3 separate regions of the Homo sapiens genome follow, and all the other regions are linked to region 1. Evidence: chromatin loops called from intact Hi-C (ENCODE). Cell type or tissue: Caco-2. All regions are shown on one strand.

Evidence for each region. Hi-C counts contacts between places; a loop is a spot of excess contacts. Peaks named below come from ENCODE experiments on the same cell type or tissue, not always from the same donor. Only the 100,000 strongest peaks of a DNase experiment are listed, where the experiment ranks them.
Region 2: it touches region 1 in a loop (5-fold over the local background); 1 of 110 quality-filtered maps calls a loop at or near these places.
Region 3: a loop joins it to region 1, with 7 times the contacts of the local background. A loop is called at or near these places in 1 of 110 quality-filtered maps.

Annotation. Positions count from the first base shown.
Region 1 is chr5:9,623,158-9,625,657 of GRCh38, forward strand. No RefSeq gene overlaps it. Among named protein-coding and RNA genes, the nearest start is that of TAS2R1, 5.9 kb to the right of the region's middle. In Caco-2, no CTCF peak of the experiment used is centred here; DNase peaks (open chromatin) are centred at 1,044 and 1,584.
Region 2 is chr5:9,711,539-9,714,038 of GRCh38, forward strand. LINC02112 (long intergenic non-protein coding RNA 2112) reads right to left here. Exons shown (of 13, transcript NR_027112.2): 7 at 2,247-2,313; 8 at 1,528-1,680; 9 at 634-853. It also overlaps a transcript of TAS2R1 not described here. Among named protein-coding and RNA genes, the nearest start is that of TAS2R1, 82 kb to the left of the region's middle. In Caco-2, no CTCF peak of the experiment used is centred here; a DNase peak (open chromatin) is centred at 1,133.
Region 3 is chr5:9,787,155-9,789,654 of GRCh38, forward strand. All of the region lies in intron 4 of LINC02112 (long intergenic non-protein coding RNA 2112), which reads right to left. It also overlaps a transcript of TAS2R1 not described here. Among named protein-coding and RNA genes, the nearest start is that of LINC02221, 66 kb to the right of the region's middle. In Caco-2, no CTCF peak of the experiment used is centred here; a DNase peak (open chromatin) is centred at 1,249.

The DNA.
Region 1 (2,500 bases):
GATTATTTTATTCCCAGATATTTGCTACCCTTCTGTGAGGAATTCCGTATCTCTCCTTTTTACTCTGGGCTTGGCTGCCTGATGTGCAACTGGATACGACAAAAGCTTTAGACTTCCCCGGTCCCCATTGTTTTCACTCCTTCCTCTAGCCTGTTCCAAACAGGAGCTGCTCCTGCAGGAGTGTGAACAGTAACAGGGCTGCTGAACAGCCACAGCCAGTGCACGACACAAGTGAGAATGAACCTGTGTCTTGGAGGTGCTGCAGTCCTGGTGCCATTTTGTCCCGCAGCAAAAGCAGCTCCACATACCTTTGATTGTTCCCTTGGCCTCTCCTCTTTTCACTTGTGCATGATTCTCTATGGGGTTTCTGTTTCCTTTCTTTGCCAGGTACTTTTACATGTGCTGTTTCCTTTTTCTAGAATTAGCTGTCCTCCAAAACCTGTGACTGATTATTAGGGGGAAGCATACAAAACTGTCATTGTTGCAGATAGAAAGTCATCAAAGTCTAGCAGTTTCCTAAGGTTAACATAACTAAAAACAACAATGGCAGCAGCCAGGCATTGTGCTGGGAACTGGGTTCCACTAACCCCTCAGCTCCTCTCATTAAGCTTGGAATGATTCCTAACCCCATTACGAAGATGAGGAAATGCGAGGCTCAGGCTCATCAAGTCACTTAGCTCATTAGTGGTGGATCTAGACTCCAAATCAGGCTCTTAATTAGGACCCTCTATTGTTCAACGTTTTCCCTCCCATGCACTCTTCTCTTCTCTGGAGGGGCTGCTGGAGATTCCTCGTGACAGTACTTGTTACAGTTCCCATTACCTGGAGGTTATATTCATTTGTGCTCACAATGGTGAAGAAGCTTAGCCAAGCATGTGGTATGTATTATTCTTAATCCCATTTTGCAGATGAAGAAATTGAGACTCAGCTCATGACAGTGCTAACTGCATTGCACAAAAGTTGCCTAAATCACCAAAATAAGCAGGTGCGGTTCTAGGGAGGAGAGCTGAGGAGACTGGGTTGTTGGCTTTGTGAACGCAGTGCTGTGGCTTGCCTACAGACTAATGACCTGTCTTTTAACAGGACTATACAAATCCAGTCAGCCTCCCAATCTAAAATGTCACACTCAAGGTTCCCTCTCTCATCCCATAGAGTTGCAACCAATGCTGCTGAAAACATCATACCTCATGATCAAAGGCATAAGTCCTTAGTTCAGGAATTTCAAATATTTTAGCAGATAAGCAGTGGTATTTTGGAGACTATTAATCATGAAACCAAACTTCCTGACCAAATCTTATATCTGGTCAATGTTTCTAGAAGCCACCAGGCTGGGTTTCAAGTGAAGACTTACTAATTTACAATCGCAAATGCAGCATCTGCTGTTCAAATGGGTGGGTTTTTTTTGCCAGAGGACATTCCATGTATTTAGTGATATAAGGTCCTAGTCCACTGTTAGCCACTTATTTATTTTCTACACTCCTTTTCATCTGTTCAACCTCAGAAGAATCTGAAACGTCCCCAGCAGTTGTGGAATTTGGGTTATTCAAGTGGTGCCCACCAAGTGCCAAGTCCATTCTAGCTACAGGACTTAATCCCCGCACACTCCCAAATTCAAATTCCACCTGGCACACTTAATGTGTGTGCTTATCTTGTAGTACTCACACCGATCCATGGGAGGGAGAGAGGTTAAGTCATGGAAGCAAAAGCTCTCTCAGAAGAGCATGCATCCCAACTTCAAAAGTAGAAACAGAGTGACGCTGTACCTTTTTTCCTCAGAAATGTTGAAGTTTGAACAAAATGAATCTTTAGTATTTTTAAAATTGACCTGGGCCAGGCACGGTGGCTCACGCCTGTAATCCCAGCACTTTGGGAGGCCGAGGCAGGCAACTCACCTGAGTTTGGGAGTTCAAGACCAGCCTGGCCAACATGGTGAAACCCCGTCTCTACTAAAAATACAAAAAATTAGCTGGGCATGGTGGCACATGCCTGTCATCCTAGCTACTCAGGAGGCTGAGGCAGGGGAATTACTTGAACCCAGGAGGCGGAGGTTGCAGTGAGCCGAGATCATGCCACTGCACTCCAGCCTGGATGACAGGGCAAGACTCTGTCTCAAAAAAAGAAAAAAAAATTGACCTGTCGTCAGAATTTTAAGTCAATTTTTGATTTAATATTATGTTGATGATCTTGTGGAGAAATGTTTAAAATAGAAACAATATAAAACGCCAAAAATAATAAAAGGAAACCCACACTTCATTGATATAAATACGTTTTAAATTTTAGGATACAATCGCCAATTCCTGATTCCCAGTCAAAAAGATTAAGTAGATCCAGATGTCACAGATGTGAATCCACATGTTTACATCACATCTTGAAAACAATCATTATTTTAATCCTACCAAGGTATAAGTTGCTGTATTAGTGAGAGACTAGTTTTGTGTAGAATGACAGCAGTAAAGACGGCAGTGAAACAAATGTCCATGAGCTATCTTGAATTTGTATT
Region 2 (2,500 bases), 88 kb after region 1:
GGTCTAGAGTTTCAGTCACGCAAGAGAAAAAGTTCCAGAGATCTGCTGCACAACAGTGTGCTTATAGTTTACAATACTATATTGTATACTTAAGAATTTGATAAGAGAACAGACTTCATGTTGTATTTATTTATTTATTTATTTTCTGAAATGGAGTCTCACTCTGTGGCCCAGGCTGGAGCGCAGTGGTGCAATCTCGCTGCAAACTCTACCTCCCAGGTTTTAGAGATTCTCCCACCTCAGCCTCCTGAGTAGCTGGGATTACAGGCACCTGCTACCACACCTGGCTAATTTTTTGTATTTTTTTAGTAGAGTTGGGGTTTCGTCATGTTGGCCAGGCTGGTCTCGAACTCCTGACCTCAGGCGATGCACCCACCTCGGCCTCCTGAAGTGCTGGGATTACAGGCATGAGCCACTGTGCCCAGCCTTATGTTCAACGTTTTTTTTTTTTCACCACAACAAAAGAGAGAAAGAGAGAAGGAAGGAAGGAAGGGAGGGAGGGAGGGAGGGAGGGAGGGAGGGAATAGAAAGTGGGGTAACATCTTTCTTTGTTAGAGAATATTTTCATCTTTTAACATGTAAACAAAGTGTCTAACAACTATAAGCAGGTCTCAGTTCACTCATTTATCTTACCTGCCTGGTCCCTTTAGGCATCAGTGTTTATTATCCCAGGTCTACAGGGCAGTGGTGCTTCATAGGCACAGTCCAGGTTCTCTGGAATCCAGCCCAGACCACCAATTCTTGCTGTCTTACCACTTTGTGACATGTCTCCCACTGTGATGGTTCACATTATATGCTGACTTGGCTGGGGTATGGTGCCCAGTAGTTTGGTCAAACACCAGTCTAGATGTTGCTGTGAAGGTAATTTTTAGATGTGATTAACATTTAAATTGGTGGAATTTACTAAAGCAGATTATCTTCCATCTTGTAGGTGGGACTCATCTAATCAGTTGACAGTCTTAAGAGCGAAGATTGAGGCTTCTATAGACGAAGGAATTCAGCCTCAAAACTGCAATACAGAAAGCCTGCCTGAGTTTCCAGCTTGCCTGGCCTGCCATGTGGAATTCAGACTCCAGACTACAACACCAACTCATACCTGAATTTCCAGCCTGCTGGCTTGTCCAACAGATTTTGTTCAGCACGCACATCATGTGAGTCAACTCTTTAAAGTAAATAAATGTGTCTAGCACGTGCGCTGTCTCTCTCTCTCCTTCCTCCATTTATTACACACATACAGATGGGTGTGTGTATGTATGAAAGGAATGTGGGAGGGTGGGTATATTAGTTAGGGTTCTCCAAAGATGTGGAACAAAGATACAGAACAAGTGGGAAAGACAGATCTTTCTGTATCTTTGGAGAACCCTAACTAATATACCCACCCTCCCACCTTCCTCACACCACCACCTTCTATCCTCCATGTCCTTGGTCATGCACTTGGCCCTGGTCATGCCACCCCCTTCCACCAGGACATCTTGCCCTCCCATCCCCCCAGCAATGCATTCTCCTTTAACTCAGTCCAACTGTCACCTTGCCCAGGAAGCTCCCCGTGACCACGCAGACTGGGATATATTTTTCTCCCCGATGACGCTCGTTTGTGCAGATCCCTCTCAACCCACACATTAAGTTGGAACATGACAACTTCCTTTATGTGGCCCACCAGAAGAGGAACCGTGTCTTATTCTGTCAAATGAATGAATAAATAAACGGATGAATCCCAACGTGTTATTACTGAGGAGGACAAACATAATAATCTTAGACAAAAGTAGTTTTACAGAATTACCATGTAAATCACCATAGAATAGAATAAATGCTTTGTAATTTAGGGGGAAACAGAAGGATTTTCTGGGCTTCTGGCAAAGCTTTTTCCTAACTAAATCATTTCAGGCACAGCTTTTGCAAATGCGTCTTCTGCTGGTCATAATTATGCGACTCCCACCCCCCACTGCTTTGAATTACTTTGTGCTAACACCAAAATTGTTCCACAGAGAGTAGGATTTATTTGCTGAAATGTGATGAGGAGAAGTGGGATAAGAGACATACTTCACATGCGGTGCCTGTTGCTAGCACAGCTGTATTTCTGAGAAATATATTTCAGTCTTTTGGCTCCATTTCTTTTGTAGTTTAATAACTGAAGTACAAAGCTCATGAAAGCTGGGAATGTGTTGGAAGGTCAGTGAGGAAAAATGCACGTGGTGCAGTTAGGAGAGACAAGGGAGTTAAAATAACAGGAGAAATTGATCACTTACGATCTTTCTGGTTGGTGGTTTATGGCTAAATGTCTGTTTCAGCTAAAGACCAAACACTGGCTCACAGCTACAAAGAAAGTAGAACAATTAAAAAACTCAGCAAGGAGAATTCCTTTTGTACCTCTATTATAAGCATATTGTTTATTTAAAATTATTTTATGTAATGCCAATAGAGTAATATCTTCATGTCATTATATAAATGTAATGGCAGTGGCTAGTTTTGCCATTGGATGACAGTCCTACACACTGGAACA
Region 3 (2,500 bases), 160 kb after region 1:
AGTCAACAAATGGCTGTGGGGTGAAGTCAGGAAGCAAAACAGCATTAGGAAGTATGTATCAGCTTCTCACCAATTGTAGTATTGAGAAATTTATCATCTTGACAGGCATAAACATGTAAGAGAAAATTTGCTTTGCAAATTATAGCACCCAAAAGCTTAAAAGAAAACATCATGAAAAAGACAGGTAAAATTGAACTCATTCCATCTAATATGGTGTTTAAAAATGTGTCTCCATTTTTTCTTTGTACTTATTATCAAAAACCAGGTATTGCAAAAGTATATTAGTAATCACATTATTCTTTTTTCAGTCTGATGGAAATACAAGATACAAGTGGTCCTACAGAAGAACTCTTCCCTTTGGAAGACTGAAATGCCTGGTAACACATGGCTGCAAATGTTTGCTGATCTCTCTAATCAATCCCCTGCAAGCTCACTAGCCAAGTGGCAGTGACACTTTGGAAATATCAGAACCTGGTAATTTATTTCTTGACTGTCTTCCCAAACAATTAAGGACCTAACATCTGCGTGCTAAGCAACCATGGGCTACTCCTTTCCAGCAACTTTGCAAGAAACACTGTCAGAACTCCTTAAAAACAATCAACTCTGAAAAAGAGGACCCCAGAGAGTGTCTGCACTTGAGTGAATGTTGCCCAAGCAAGGGCAAACTTCTGCCACATACAGCACATGTTTTTAAAGATGAAGTTCTTGTCCAGGGTGTCTGGCAATTGTGTGGCACTTTGAATTAGACTTTGCAGAATGACAGCAATTTGACCAACAGCGTCTGAGGGGCAGATGCTTTCTGCACACTCTCAAGCTCAATGTGGCACAATCCAGGCGATTTTGCAATGCTGGATGCATGGTGAGCCTGCTGGGCTGTCAACAGCCGCACAAAGTGAGGTTGTGCCAGAATCATGGGGTGTTCAGCATTCAAAGAGAACTCAGATATCACCTCATTCAGCCCCTTCACAGTACAGATAAATGGAGAGAGACCAGAGAGCTTAATGATTTCTTGTTGAAGGATCACACATAGAAAGGTATATGTGTGTTCAATCCAAATTTGCAGGCTTAAATTCGAGTTCTCTGCCTGCCTAATCTAAATTGGCTATTTGCACTGTCCAAACACACCAGTTGATATTCTGAACTTCCTTTGACTTTCCACCCGATAAGCAGCTTAAGGATGACTGACTGTATTGACTTGCCCAAGTCAAGCTGGGGCTGCACGGATGGTCTCTATCCATTGCTTCTGCTGTGCATGGCTAATACAGCTCCCAGCCACCGGGTAATCCTTGCTAGCATCCAGTTATTTTGCTGTCACTCACCACCTCTGGGCAATCTTTATCTCTGACCTAAAAACCCGTGAGAGCTAATTCCTAGAATTTAAAGAATTTCCAACAGGTATGTGAGAGTAGAAGCATTTCTACTAAGATCTTTGTCTCTTAAAAAAAATAAAATAAAAAAGGAGCAGATAGCCACAAAGAAACAAGAAAATATAATTATGGGTCTATTTGTCTTGCCTTTCATCTCAGAGAGAAATGTGGCATCTTGTAGAGCATGTGGGTTGATTTCAGCCGAACAACAGTAAACTCATTAGAAGCTACAAGATGGGGTATTTTAGAAAAGAATACAGAGTGGAGGTTGTAAGTGAAATATGAAAATGTTTTTATTCTAAAACTAGAATAAATTTTCTATGTAAATTTTCTTCATGACACAGAGATAAAATTAAGTGAAAAACAAAAATAGAAGAATGGTCTCTAATTTTTGCCTCCCCACCACAAAAACAGGGGCTATGCAAGGACAATGTATGCATTTATACACATGCCTATGAGCCATGAGTCTCCATTTTCTTGTTTGTATCATGGTTTCACAAAGATAATACCTGTCTCCTCCTACTTAACAACCTCTAAAGCAAATACAACAAAAATGAGCTAGTAGACACCATTCCCATGCCTACCCCCAAGTAACTTATCCAGCTTTGAAAGAATTACCATCCAAAGGAGGAAAACGGGCATCAACCCAGGAGCCTGGGAAAGGTATTTGATACAAAGCATCAAATCTGCCAGGCATTTGATACTAAGTAATGACTTCAAAAGCAAGGTGACCAGAGGAAGCTTTAGATCTTCCTCTGCAGGAACAGTTTGACTTTTGCTTTAAACCTGGCACAATTTAATCTTTATTTGAAGGATATACATACAGAGTCATTTTCTTCATTAAGCTGCCTTGACGTGCGCAGATCCTTCGACAGATTTAAATCAACATGCTTGAAAAATGGGCACAAATAATTTGGCATGTGAAACGGGATAGGATCTTCTCCAATAAAACATGGAACTTCAACGTGGAGCCAATTACAACGTTGCATAGATTCTAAGACATCACCAATTGTAAGGCAGATTTTCATTTTTCAAATGACTGAGAAAAAATGTGTGAATTAAGGTATAGCAGGATCCCTCCATGACAGCCTGTGTACCAGATGCATGAATCGATCACACCAGTCTCTCCTTAG